Linked DNA regions of Homo sapiens: all the other regions are linked to region 2. A link is a contact called in ENCODE Hi-C or POLR2A ChIA-PET data. All regions are on one chromosome and are shown on one strand. The core of a region is the stretch at or near the end of the contact, and the rest is flanking DNA. Distances in the headings are between cores, read along the strand shown. Region 1 holds the start of RSAD1 (radical S-adenosyl methionine domain containing 1). Region 2 holds the start of TOB1 (transducer of ERBB2, 1). Region 3 holds the start of MRPL27 (mitochondrial ribosomal protein L27).

The links. A loop is a pair of places that touch in the nucleus more often than their neighbours do. ChIA-PET counts read pairs that join two places held with the same protein, here RNA polymerase II (POLR2A). Pooled maps may share reads with other maps.
Region 1: a loop to region 2 is called in a pooled map, with 18 times the contacts of the local background. The contact joins the promoter of RSAD1 here to the promoter of TOB1 in region 2. A Hi-C loop is called at or near these places in 4 of 37 single-sample maps with no recorded cell type and 10 of 50 pooled maps. POLR2A ChIA-PET finds 5 or more read pairs at or near these places in 7 of 52 experiments (A549, H1, HEK293 and 4 more).
Region 3: a loop to region 2 is called in a pooled map, with 12 times the contacts of the local background. The contact joins the promoter of MRPL27 here to the promoter of TOB1 in region 2. A Hi-C loop is called at or near these places in 8 of 50 pooled maps. POLR2A ChIA-PET finds 5 or more read pairs at or near these places in 6 of 52 experiments (Caco-2, MCF 10A, Panc1 and 3 more).

Annotation. Positions count from the first base shown.
Region 1 is chr17:50,477,057-50,481,074 of GRCh38, forward strand. It overlaps RSAD1 (radical S-adenosyl methionine domain containing 1), which reads left to right and starts at 1,804. Exons shown (of 9, transcript NM_018346.3): 1 at 1,804-1,963; 2 at 2,573-2,706; 3 at 2,824-3,028. The coding sequence starts at 1,829. RefSeq lists silencers at 1,570-2,059, 2,631-3,017.
Region 2 is chr17:50,865,082-50,869,078 of GRCh38, forward strand. TOB1 (transducer of ERBB2, 1) reads right to left here and starts at 1,273. Exons shown (of 2, transcript NM_005749.4): 1 at 977-1,273. TOB1-AS1 (TOB1 antisense RNA 1) reads left to right here and starts at 1,598. Exons shown (of 2, transcript NR_038458.1): 1 at 1,598-2,136; 2 at 2,415-3,290. RefSeq lists silencers at 479-1,088, 1,099-1,608.
Region 3 is chr17:50,370,808-50,374,629 of GRCh38, forward strand. MRPL27 (mitochondrial ribosomal protein L27) reads right to left here and starts at 2,377. Exons shown (of 4, transcript NM_016504.3): 1 at 2,324-2,377. The coding sequence starts at 2,363. EME1 (essential meiotic structure-specific endonuclease 1) reads left to right here and starts at 2,422. Exons shown (of 9, transcript NM_152463.4): 1 at 2,422-2,470. RefSeq lists a silencer at 1-127 and enhancers at 1,911-2,380, 2,521-2,740.

The DNA of each region.
Region 1 (4,018 bases), core at 554-3,053, 390 kb before region 2:
TGTTGGCCAGGCTGGTCTTGAACTTCTGACCTCAGGTGATCCACCCGCCTCGGCCTCCCAAAGTGTTGTGATAACAGGCATGGGCCACCACGCCCAGCCAGCCAGACTTGTACTGAAGCTGAGGGACCCCAGAAACCAGCCCGCCCTGTTTTTCGTTTGTTTGTTTGTTTGTTTGATACAGAGTCTCACTCTGTCTCCCAGGCTGGAGTGCAGTGTCGCCATCTGGGCTCACTGCAACTTCCGCCTCCCAGGTTCAAGCAATTCTCCTGCCTCAGCCTCCCGGGTAGCTGGGACTACTGGCACGCACCACCACACCTGGCTAGTTTTTTGTATTTTTAGTAAAAACGGGGTTTCACCGTGTTAGCCAGGATGGTCTCAATCTCCTGACCTTATGATCCGCCCGCATCGGCCTCCCAAAGTGCTGGGATTACAGGAGTAAGCCACCGCGCCCGGCTTCTGCCCTGGGCTTTATACCCTGGGGCCATGTGACATGTTGGGCTGAAGTGTTGAAGGACATGCTTTTTCTAGGGGGACTGGAACAGAGCATGGCTGTGCTGGCCAGTCCTTCCTTCCCTCAGGATGTTGCATTCTCTGCACACTCTACAGTTTTATTTATTTATTTATTGAGACAGTCTTGCTCCATCACCCAGGCTGGAGTGCAGTGGCACTGTCTCAGCTCACTGCAACCTCCGCCTCCCAGGTTCGAGGGATTCTCCCTGCTCAGCCTCCCGTGTAGCTGGGATTACAGGTGCCCACCACCACGCTTGGATAATTTTTGTATTTTTGGTAAAGACGGGGTTTCAGCATGTTGGCTAGGCTGGTCTTGAACTTCTGATCTCAAGTGATCTGCCCGCCTCGGCCTCCCAAAGTGCTGGGATTACAGGCGTCTACAGTTATTCTTGAGAACTACAAGCAAGAAAGGAGGGGAGAACCAGGTCAGTTCAAGGCCACTGGGAGAACTGTCCTGCACCGCCTGCCTCTGAAGCCCATGATGTTTCTGCTTTGTGGGACAGTTGTTCAGGTGCCTGCTTCCCCAGGCCTTCCCCTGCGCCTTCCCCCTCTCTCCTACACACACCATCTGACTGTCCTTCCAGCACGTACACCTCCAGATGCTTGGGTTGGCCTGACCCAAAACAGTCTACTCTCCCGGCCAAGCCAATTGCCCCTGGGATTTTCTGCTCCTCCAAGATCCCGTGCATAGCCCTGGTGGTGGCTCATGCCCTTAATCCTTAGTTACTCTAGATGCTGAGGCAGGAGGATCGCTTGAGGCCGAGGAGTTCAAGACCTCCCCTCTCCCAAATATTTGTAAATGAAATTAAAAGAAAGATCCAGCCCAAGTGTCTCTTCTGCCCTACTGACTCCCACACTCTTAAAACAGATGACCTCACAGCACTGAGGCGGACGGCTCTGGTGTCCAGCAGGCACGGAATTAATACGCCTTGCCTGTCCTGGCCGGTTGGCTTGCCTCTCTCCTGCCAGAATGCAACCTGGCTTTATGCACCTAGATGTCCCCAGCGCCCAGTTCTGAGCCAGGCACATCAAATGTCAAGGAATTGACTGAACAAACTAAGAGCTCCTGGATGGGTCCGGGAACTCGCCCGGGCACAAGGTGCCAAAAGGCAAGCAGCCCGCCTCGCGGCCTGGGGAAAGAACCGACAGGAGGCCGCAGTGAGCGCCCGGGCGCCCGGCAGGTGGCGCCGCAGCCCCGGGCCCGGGCCCTCTTGTCGCGCGGTCACGCAGCCCCTCTTCCTTCCGCCGGCTGCGCACTCACAGTGATCCCTGCGCGCGTCTCCTGCTCGGGTCAGTGCGCCGCGCTGCGCTGGGCGCCATGGCGCTCCCCGGAGCCCGGGCTCGCGGCTGGGCGGCAGCAGCCAGAGCGGCCCAGAGGCGCCGCCGCGTGGAGAACGCAGGAGGGTCCCCGAGTCCTGAGCCTGCGGGCCGGCGCGCGGCGCTTTACGTACACGTGAGTAGGGGCGGGGGCGGAGCCCACGGTGTGTGGCCGCAGCCCTGGCCGTGACCGTGGCCGTCCAAAACCCAGGTGGCGGTTTGTCACTCTATGAACCCGCCTGCCGTGTTTCCGTGCCCCCGTACGAGGTCTGGGATGGGACCCTGTGCTTTGGCAGGGAAATGACTTGGTCCAGAAACCTGAAGTCTCTGCTACTCACCGGCTCGGTGACTCTGACCAAATGGTTCAAATTTCATAACAATTTTCCTCTTAGCAAGACAAAATTTTCTTAAGAGCAGTGTTCTGACTCGGTAGCTGGGAAAATGGCTCATAGGAAAATTGTATGAAAATTATATGATCCCAGAAAGAGCTTGGGTTGAATTCCTTCCTGACGTCTGCTGGTTGGAAGAGGCAGCGTAACAAAGGAGTGAGCCTCAGTTTTCTCACATTGAAGTGGATGTAATAACCCCAGTGCGACCTGCCTTGGGGAGTTGTGTGGCTTAGATGTCCTAGCTACTGTGGAAAGACCTCGGGATAGGGGTGGGGGTGGGGTTGGGGGTGTGTGCGACTGAACCCTGGAAGTGGCCAGGGCAGCTCTCACCGCGCACGTGCACTCACTGCCCCCAGTGGCCTTACTGCGAGAAGCGCTGCAGTTACTGCAACTTCAACAAGTACATCCCTCGCCGCCTGGAGGAGGCTGCCATGCAGAAGTGTCTGGTGACCGAAGCTCAGACGCTGCTGCGGCTCAGCGGGGTGCAACGGTGGGTAGTGGGGGCTGTAGGCAGCGTTTTGGGAAATATTTGGAGGAGTGGTGGGGGATAGGTGCAGGCATCCCAGAGGGCTCCCCCAGGTCTCATTTCTCCATTCTCTTTCCCCAGGGTGGAGTCTGTGTTCTTTGGTGGGGGGACCCCCAGTCTAGCCAGTCCCCACACGGTGGCTGCTGTCCTGGAGGCTGTGGCACAGGCAGCCCACCTGCCTGCAGACTTGGAAGTCACATTGGAGGCTAATCCTACTTCAGCTCCGGGCTCCAGACTGGCAGAGTTCGGGGCAGCAGGGGTTAACAGGTTGTCTATAGGCCTCCAGGTAACCCATGGCACTCACCCCATCCCAGTGCACCCCGCCCTTCAGTGCCATCTCCTCTTTGGTCACATTCATTCATTGGGCAAACATTGATTGAGCACCTTCTGGGTGCCAGGGACACAGTAGGGCCTAGTGCGACACTTTTATAACTCCTTAATTGTCTGCTGCTGTCATAGACCACAGACTTTATGAGAAAGGGATCAGGTGTGGCTTTTCTATTTCAAACACTTACCATAGTGCCTGGCACATAGTAGGTGGTCAAAAAAGATTTGCTACATGACACGGGAGACGCAGACATGTAGCCAGATTATTGCAGCATGGTAAATGTCACCTGTAAAGGGGGTCTCTATAAAAGGCTTCTAGAGTACAGCCTGAAGGGAGGTCACTCTGATGAAATCACTGAAACTTCTCTGGAGGAGATGTTTGAATGAAGAGGAAGAGTTCACCAGGTGAGGGGGTGTGGGGGAAACGACACAGGCCATGGAAGAGCCTGGCATGTTTTGGGGGAGTTGTGAGTCATTCCTTGTGATTGGAGAGGCTGGAAACAAGGTTGCAAGGTAGAGTCCAAAACCTTTGGTGCCTACTAAGGAGTGTGGGTTTTGTCCTAGTAATGATAGGGAGCCATTGAAGGTTTTTAAGTAGGGAGAAACCTAGTCGTCTCAGGTTGACCTCCGATATTTCCGTAGGACTTCCGGGTTGTGGGCTTTGTTCTGATGGAATATGCTGACAGAAACACATCACTTCTAAGATATTCTTACCCCAAAGCGCATATCTTGAATCTAATTGTCAGGAAACCCTGAATTAAGAGATTTTTACAAAATTATTGTGGTAAGAACAGACAGCATGAGATCTACCGTCTTAACAAGTTTTTAAATGTACATACAGCACTGTTAACTATAAGCACAGTGTTATACAGCCAATCTGTAGAAATTATTCATTTTAAATAATTCATTTAAATAATTATAATTCGTAAATAATAATAATTTATTTAAA
Region 2 (3,997 bases), core at 23-2,522:
GGTGGGGATAAGAAAAGATCAAGGGCAAACAGAAGATATTTGCGAAAGGGATCTATTTGCACACTGAAGTTGATTTAAAAGTACGTTTAAAAATCAAGTTGGTCTTAATTCGTCTGTTCTATTTTCCATATTCGTGGTGACAAAGGGAAAAAGAATCTCTGGCTGCCCCCAAACTACAAACACTTTCCAAGTCAAAAGCCTGAGTGCCGGCAGAGGCAGCTGATTAAGCCCAATTGCTTGAAGGTGCAGCCGAGCGAAATTCAGGCTCGGTGGAAGGTAGTTACAAAGCAACGCCTTAAGACAGGCAGGAGTGTGAAGAATTACATAAACAGCCAGTTAGATCTCATTAGATTTCTGCTCACAGCCCTCGGAGCCCAAGCGCTACAGCAGCAGCAACAGCAAGAGGAGGTGGAGGTGGAGGAGGAAGAGAGTACGAGCCTCCTCGGAGAAGGAGGAGGAAGGCCCGGGAAATGGAAGAGCAACCTCTCCCGGCTGGGCACCCAGCACCGAGCAGGTCGGGGCGCCGGGTCAGCCGCTCCCCTCCCCCGCCGTAACCCGACCCGCTGCTCCCCGCCCCGTGGCCCCCGCCCCGGGCTCCTGGGAGCCGGCCAGAGCCTGGGGGAGCACCGGTTCCTCGGCACCATTTTCAGCCTCGCGGCCACCGGCCCCTCGAACCCCAGCGTTCCACCGCGAGCTCGTCGCTCCTCCGGGCACCCCAACCCCCCAATTCCCGTCAGCTCGCCCCGGGCCGCCCGTCCCCGGCCAACTGCCCAGGACGAGCCCGACGCGCCGGCGGCCCCTCGGAGCCGCTCCCCTCGGGTCCTGGCGCTGCCCCCTCGGCGCCCAGGGCCGCGACCCCGCCGTCCCCGAGCTCCCGAGGGCCCAGGGCTCGACGCCGCTGCAGCCCCTCCTCCGCCGCCTGGGCCCGGGGCTCCCGTCTCCTCGCCGACCCCGCCCGGCGCCCCGAGATACTTACGGGCTGCTTCGGGGCGGCTTGGACCACAGACCCGCGGCTGGGCGGGGAGCAGCGCGGCAGGGCGGGGGCGCGGGAGGGTCGGGAGCGGCGAGCTCGCCGAGTGCAAGACGTTGCCGCTGCGGGGCTGAGGACAGAGGACAGAGGCCTCGGGCAGGCCTTGGGAGATCGCCGTTAGTGGCTCGGGGTGGCGGGCACGGGGGTCAGACGAGCGCGCTCACTTCTCCACACAGCCCGGTGCCCGGCCCAGCGTCCCCGTAGTGCGCCCGCTACACGCCGGGCCAGAGCTTCGCTCCTTCTGCCGCGGCGCGCGCCCCGCCTCTCGTTTTATGGCCTCCTCCCCGCCCCCATCCCCTCCGTCGGGGTGCGCGCGCCCGCTCCGCGTCACACAGCTCCGGCGGCGCAGCCATTCCCCGCGCTCCCCGCCCGGCACCCCGGTCCCCCGCCGGCCGGCTCCGCCCCTGCCCTGCCCCCCGACGCCATTGGCCAAGTCCCGCCTGCCCCTGTCCGGACGCGCGGCGGACGCAGGGGTGGGGAAGCCGCACCCTCCGGGCTCCAGGAGGGCCAATGAACCGACGATCGGAGCACTGGGGACGGAATGAAGAGAACGTCTGGAAAGGGACTGTGGGGGCAGACGTGCCAATGAGAGAGAAAGGGGTGGGGTAGGGCGGCTGACGCCCGGTTTAGGCGGAGAGCGCCGGGCAGAGGGGGAGGGGGACGAAGCTGGTGGCGAAGCGGCTCAGGAGAACCGGGGCTGGAGGAGCGGCAAGAGTACCCAGAAAGTGCCCTCTCCGCGGGGGTCTGCGGCCAAGGAGGATCCTGCTCGTGGAATAGCTACCAAATCGGCCTCCAGCCCACCCCAGGGGCGGGGTAGAGAAAGGGCAAACTGTGACCGGGACTTGTGCACCCGATTAATTGAATATTAATCACCCCAAGGCCTAGGCCAACCGCCACCCAGAGAGTGGCAGCTGCAGAACCCAAAGACGTGGAGCCGGGCTGGGGGTGGGGAAGGGAGGCCGCCACAGCTCCCGCCCCGCCGGCAGTTTAACTGCTTCCGCAGCCTCAGGCCTCCCGGTGCGACCCCGGCTGCGACTCGGATCCGTTTATTCCAAATGTCCCAGCCCACGCCGTGCCCAGAGTGTGGCGACACGAGGCCAAACTGCGTATGTATCTGTGTCCATGTCTACACACACACGCATGCGTGCATTTCTAGGGCTTGCTGGATCGCAGGTGCACAGAATAAACGCGGTGCCTGCTTGTAAAGCGCGTTTAAGATCATTCTTGGCTGAAATATGTGCGGGTACCTAGGGAGTGGGGTAAGAGAGGGACTCGTGGTGGGGGGCGGGTAAGTGCCTTTTTCACAACCTGCCCCAGAGAAATACACGAAATTACATCGGGAGTGGAATCGAGCGTCCCTCTCAGCTAAAAATATTACTCACAGGTAGCAACGACGCCTGATTGGCTGCGCTGGTCCCTTCGCAACGAGGCGATTGGCTGCCTGGTATCCAGGAGACCGACGTCAAACTCGGACTGGGAAAAGGGGAAAGTCTGGGGGGAGCGAAGGAGGGGACGGGGAGAAAGAAGCAATGAATGAAACGCCCATCGCCTGGCCTTCCCCTTTCCCCTTTCCCCTCTCCTCTCCATTCTTGGAGCACTTCCTGGAAAAACACCAGTTGGGGCGCCGCCTTCCCCTCCAAACGTTGGGGCCTGCACTCTCAACCTGCTATAAGGAAGTTAAACCGCAGCTCACCGAGGAGTAGGGTGTCTACGGGGCGGGCCCGTGTAGACCAGCTGTGCTCCTCGGGCACAAACCCGCCGTACATGCCAGGCCTAGAAGCTTTTGGCTTTGTGGACGCAAAATCTGGTTGGAGCCGCCTTCTCCACCCTGACTCTCCCGCCTCTCCTTTTTAGAAGGAACCGCACTGAGAAAGGGTATTTCTGAAGGCTCAATGCGTAGGAGAAGGGGTGGGAAGATGGGTTTGTGGAATGGGCTGAGGGTGGGGAGTGGTCAGGTGACTGATTTCATGTTTATTGTACAGATTCCTAAAACATAGTTTTACTAAGTGACTCCTTAAATTCTGATTAATGTGATTTTTTTTTTTTTTTGAGTGTTTGGGTTTTTTAGTTGCAAACAGGAGTGGAATTGAAATGTGAAAGTATGGCAAAACTGTGAAAGCATTTAAATTAAAATGTCCCTTCCTCTGCATTGAAATGTCATCAAAGCGTCAAATATAAATGATTTGTTCAGTTTTCTTTTTTTATTTGTTTGTTTTTGGTTTTCTGTAATGACAAGTCCATCTGTAATAAAAGTGAGTTATTTTTAGTTTTCTAATTAAGCACAGAAATTTCAAGAAACTAGACAGGATATCCTTGGAATGCCTTACCAAAAGAAACACTTCATTTTTCACGTGTTCTAGAAGCACAACTTCTTTTACCATTAGGCAAATAATGGTACTGTACCAAACATCTAGAACTGCGGGACCATGTGTCTTGATTAGTAATTTTATATTGGGGGGGCATATTAGGCATGGCTGAGACTAAAATGTCTAAAGATAGATGAATTGTAATTTTGTCAAACTTATCTGTACTTTTCAATAATTCTCTAAAGAGAAGGGACAAGTTCTCTTTTCTGAATGTCTTCAATCTGTAATTCCAGATTTGAAATATGAGAGCAGTCATCTGATAGGTACTGATTAAATATCAGTAGCATTAAAAGCATTTTTAAGTCAGAAATGTAGATGTCAAAAATTTATGAGTTATTGCTGCTTGGCCTAGGAGTGTAAGAAGATGTCTGACCAAATATAAACACACACACACACACCACACAAACAACACACACGGAGGCCCCATGGCATACTGGAAAAAGCAATGAAGGGTGGGTACTGGGAGGTCTGAGTTTCACACCAGTTTCAATAAACTTTTAGTTTTCTCACCTATAAAAAGGGTTGAATTAGATCATATCTAATGTCTCCTTCAATTAAAAAAAAATTCCACACTTGGCTGGGAGCAGTGGCTTACGCCTGT
Region 3 (3,822 bases), core at 1,127-3,626, 490 kb before region 2:
AAATAAACATCATGTGTTCTGGGTTCTGACACATTCAGTCTAAATGTGCTGAGGAGAAATGGACACCAGAGAGCTGCCTGCTTCAGAGGCTCACTCACCCTCATGCACCACGGAGGGGCCAGAACAGACTTGGGGAGCCCAGTACATCCAGAAAGGCTTCGGTTTCAGGCTCACCCACGACTTTCTTTCTTTTTTTTTTTTAAAGACGGAGCTTCACTCTTGTTGCCCAAGCTGGAGTGCAATGGCATAGTCCTGGCTCCCTGCAACCTCCGCGTCCCGGATTCAAGCGATTCTCCTGCCTCAGCCTCCCAAGTAGCTGGGATTACAGGTGTACGCCACCACGCCCAGCTAATTTTTCGTATTTTTAGTAGAAACGGGGTTTCACCATGTTAGCCAGGCTGGTCTCGAACTCCTGACCTCAGGTGATCCCAAAGTGTTGGGATTACAGGCCTCACCCATGACTTTCTCAGCTGTCCACTCATCCACTGCTCACCAAATACTAGTAAACCAAAAGGATGGCTGGCCTAAAAGTGGCTCCCACAGGGTCCTGGCCATTTCAGAAGGCTGGGCCCTTTCTTCTCAAAGCACATCAAGCAGAGGTCCAACCATGACCCACACACTGCCCTTGTTAATCTGACCTCTCCATACTCATTCCAAAGTGCTCAATAGCATTCATTTGCAGAAGTAAAATGAACTAAAATTCATACTAAGATGGTAGTCCCTTGCTGTATGACAAGCCTAGGGGTGCAACTCCTTGCCTGCAGGTCTCCAGACACAGCCATGATTTAAGGTCCATGCCAGTGTCTTTAGAGAAGCCTTGTGGGTCTCTGGAGCCTATAAGTTCAGAGTTCCTGAAGCCTGGGTTTCTGACATTTCCATGACACCAGAGACTAGCTGGGGCAAAGGACCAGAGATAAGGACTCAGAAAGACAACATGTTAAAACATGCCCGGCGCCAGGATCTACCTACCTTTAAACATCTATTCATTCATTTACATACTTACTAAGCTCAGGAGCTGGGCTTTTACTTTACTTACATTATCTCACTCACAAATCTTTGCTCTTCACCCTACTCCCCATCCTCCTCCTCAAAGTAAATGGTACCACCATTCATCCAGTTGCTTAGGCAGAAACCAGAGTCATTGCAGATTCCTTCTCTTTGCTGTCCTCACATATTGTTCACCAGCAAGCTCTGTGGATGCTAACTCCAAAACAGATCTCAAATTCATCCGTTTTCCTCCAAGTTCACTGCCACCACAAACATCTTGGCTAAATCATCTCTCCTCAGGGCTATTACGACTTTCCATTTGATTTCCTCATTTCCACTCCTATCCCCTTTAAATTTACATAAGAGCAATAGTTTGCTTCTCAAAATGTAAAACTGGCTCAAGTCACTCTCCTGTCCCTCACTCTACACAGGTCTAGGTCTCCTGTCATTCTTTTTTTTTTGGGGGGGGGGGATAGGGCCCCATTCTGTCACCCAGGCTGGAGTGCAGTGGTATGAACATAGCTCACTGCAACCTCGACCTCCCGAGCTCAGGTGATCCTCCCACCTCAGCCTCCTGAGTATCTGAGACCACAGGCAAGCGCCACTACACCCAGCTAATTTTTGTATTTTTTGTAGAGATGGGGTTTTGCCATGTTGCCCAGTCGGTCTTGAACTCCTGGGCTCAAGCGATCCGCCCACCTAGGCCTCCCAAAGTGTTGGGACTACAGGCGTGAGCCATCACGCCCCGCCTGTCATTCTTTAGGTTTTAAATGTTATCTCCTCAGAAGCCTTCCTTCACCGTCCAATCTAAAAAAAGACACACACACAGACACACATTATCCTTCTTCACAGCACTTGCCAGTCTACATCTACTTTATATGTTCATTTATTGCCTTATGCACCAGAGAGAACCGTTCGGGGGCTAGAAGCCAAGTCTTCACGTTTTCTGCTGATTTTCCGAACACCTACCGCCGTGTCTAGCACAAAGTAAGACCTCAATCTGCTGAATCAATAGATTAATTTTTTCAACCCCAATATGCCAATGTTACTAATACTTCTACAGAGAAAGGACCCACCCAAATCCCCAACCGCCAAGGAACCCGTCCGTGCTGCTGAGGCAGGAGAAAGACAAGTGCTCTTCAAACGCCCTCACTCACGGCTCCACCCAGGATGTGTCACGTGACCAGCGACACCGTCCCTCAAACCTGGAGTACCCCACACACTTCCCCTCGCATCCAAGGTCCTCCGCGGGGATCAGTGTCACCTCCTTCCCTCCCTGCTGGAGCTCCACTCTGCCTCCCCGCCTCACCCCGCTCTGACTACTGCGTCCCATTACCGGCTGTCCGGGTCCTCAGCGCCAACACCACCGACGCCATGCTTTCGATCACTCACTTCCGGTCTCGAAAAGTTTCTACTTCCGCTATCAGGAGATCTACTTCCGGGCCCTGCGTGGCAGTTGAAAGAGTGGCGGGAGAAGTTGCAGGTGAGCGTCCCCGGTCGCAGGCCTGCGGATTGGGCAGGGCTTCCCTCCTGAACACCGCTCTGCAGAATCTTGGTGGCTAAGGTGTCCAGGAGCCTCTGCAGCGGACCGCCAGCCTGAGAGGCGCAGAGCTTGTCGGGCAGGGGCCCGCTTGTCCCACTCCCCTGATTTGCAGATGTCAACGGAGGCCCAGCGAAGGGTCAGAGATGAGGCCCCCTCCCTAGTCATTCAACTTACTCTACTTAGCCAGCTGTGTGCCAGATGCTGTACTAAGCGCGGTGGATGCATTATTTTATTTAATTCTCACTACCTTATAAAATGGGTGCTGTTACCATCCCTGTTTTACTAAGGAAGAAACTGAGGCCTAGGCAGGTTACATGTCTCCTTCTGGGTCATACCTACAGTGTTAGTAAATGTTCAAGAAATGATTAGCTTTGCATATGACCCAGCAATTCTACTCCTAGGTATATACACGAAAGGGATTTGAAAACATACCCCCACAAAAACTTGTATGTCAGTGTTCATAGCAGCATTATTCATAACAGGCAAAAAAAGGAAACAAATTAAATGTCCAAGTGATGAATGGATAAACAAAATGTAGCATATCCATACAGTGGAATATTATTCAGTCATGAAAAGCAATTAACTACTGATACAGGCTACATCATAGATAAACCTTGAAAACAAGCTGAGTGAAAAAAGTCAATCACAAAAGGCCACATAGTGTATGATTCTATTTATATGAAATATCCAGAATAGGCAAATGCATAGAGACAGATTTATGGTTGCCAGGAGCTGGGGAGGGAGGGAAAGGACAGTGACGGCTTAATGGCTGCAGGAATTCTTTTTGAGGTGATAAAATAGTGATGATGGTTGCACAACATTGTGAATATACTAAAATCTACTGAATGTACACTTTTAAAAGGATATTATGCTGTGCAAATTATATCTCTATTTTTATTTTTATTTTATTTTTCTTTTGAAGCAGGGTCTCACTCTGTCACCCGGGCTGGAGTGCAGTCGTACAATCACAGCTCACTGCAGCCTTGACCTCCCAGGCTCAAGCAATCCTCCCACCTCAGCCTCCTGAGTATCTGGGACTACAGGTGTGAGCCACCATACCCAGCTAATTTTTGTATTTTTTTGTAGAGACGAGTTCTCACTATGTTGCCCAGGCTGTTCTCGAACTCCTGGGCTCAAGTGATCCTTCTGCTTTGGCCTCCCAAAGTGCTGGGATTATACGCATGAGCTACCATGCCCAGCCTATATCTCAATTTTTAAAAAGAACAGTTTTTGGCCAGGTGCAGTGGTTCACACCTGTAATCTCAGCACTTTGGGAGGCCAAGGCGGGCGGA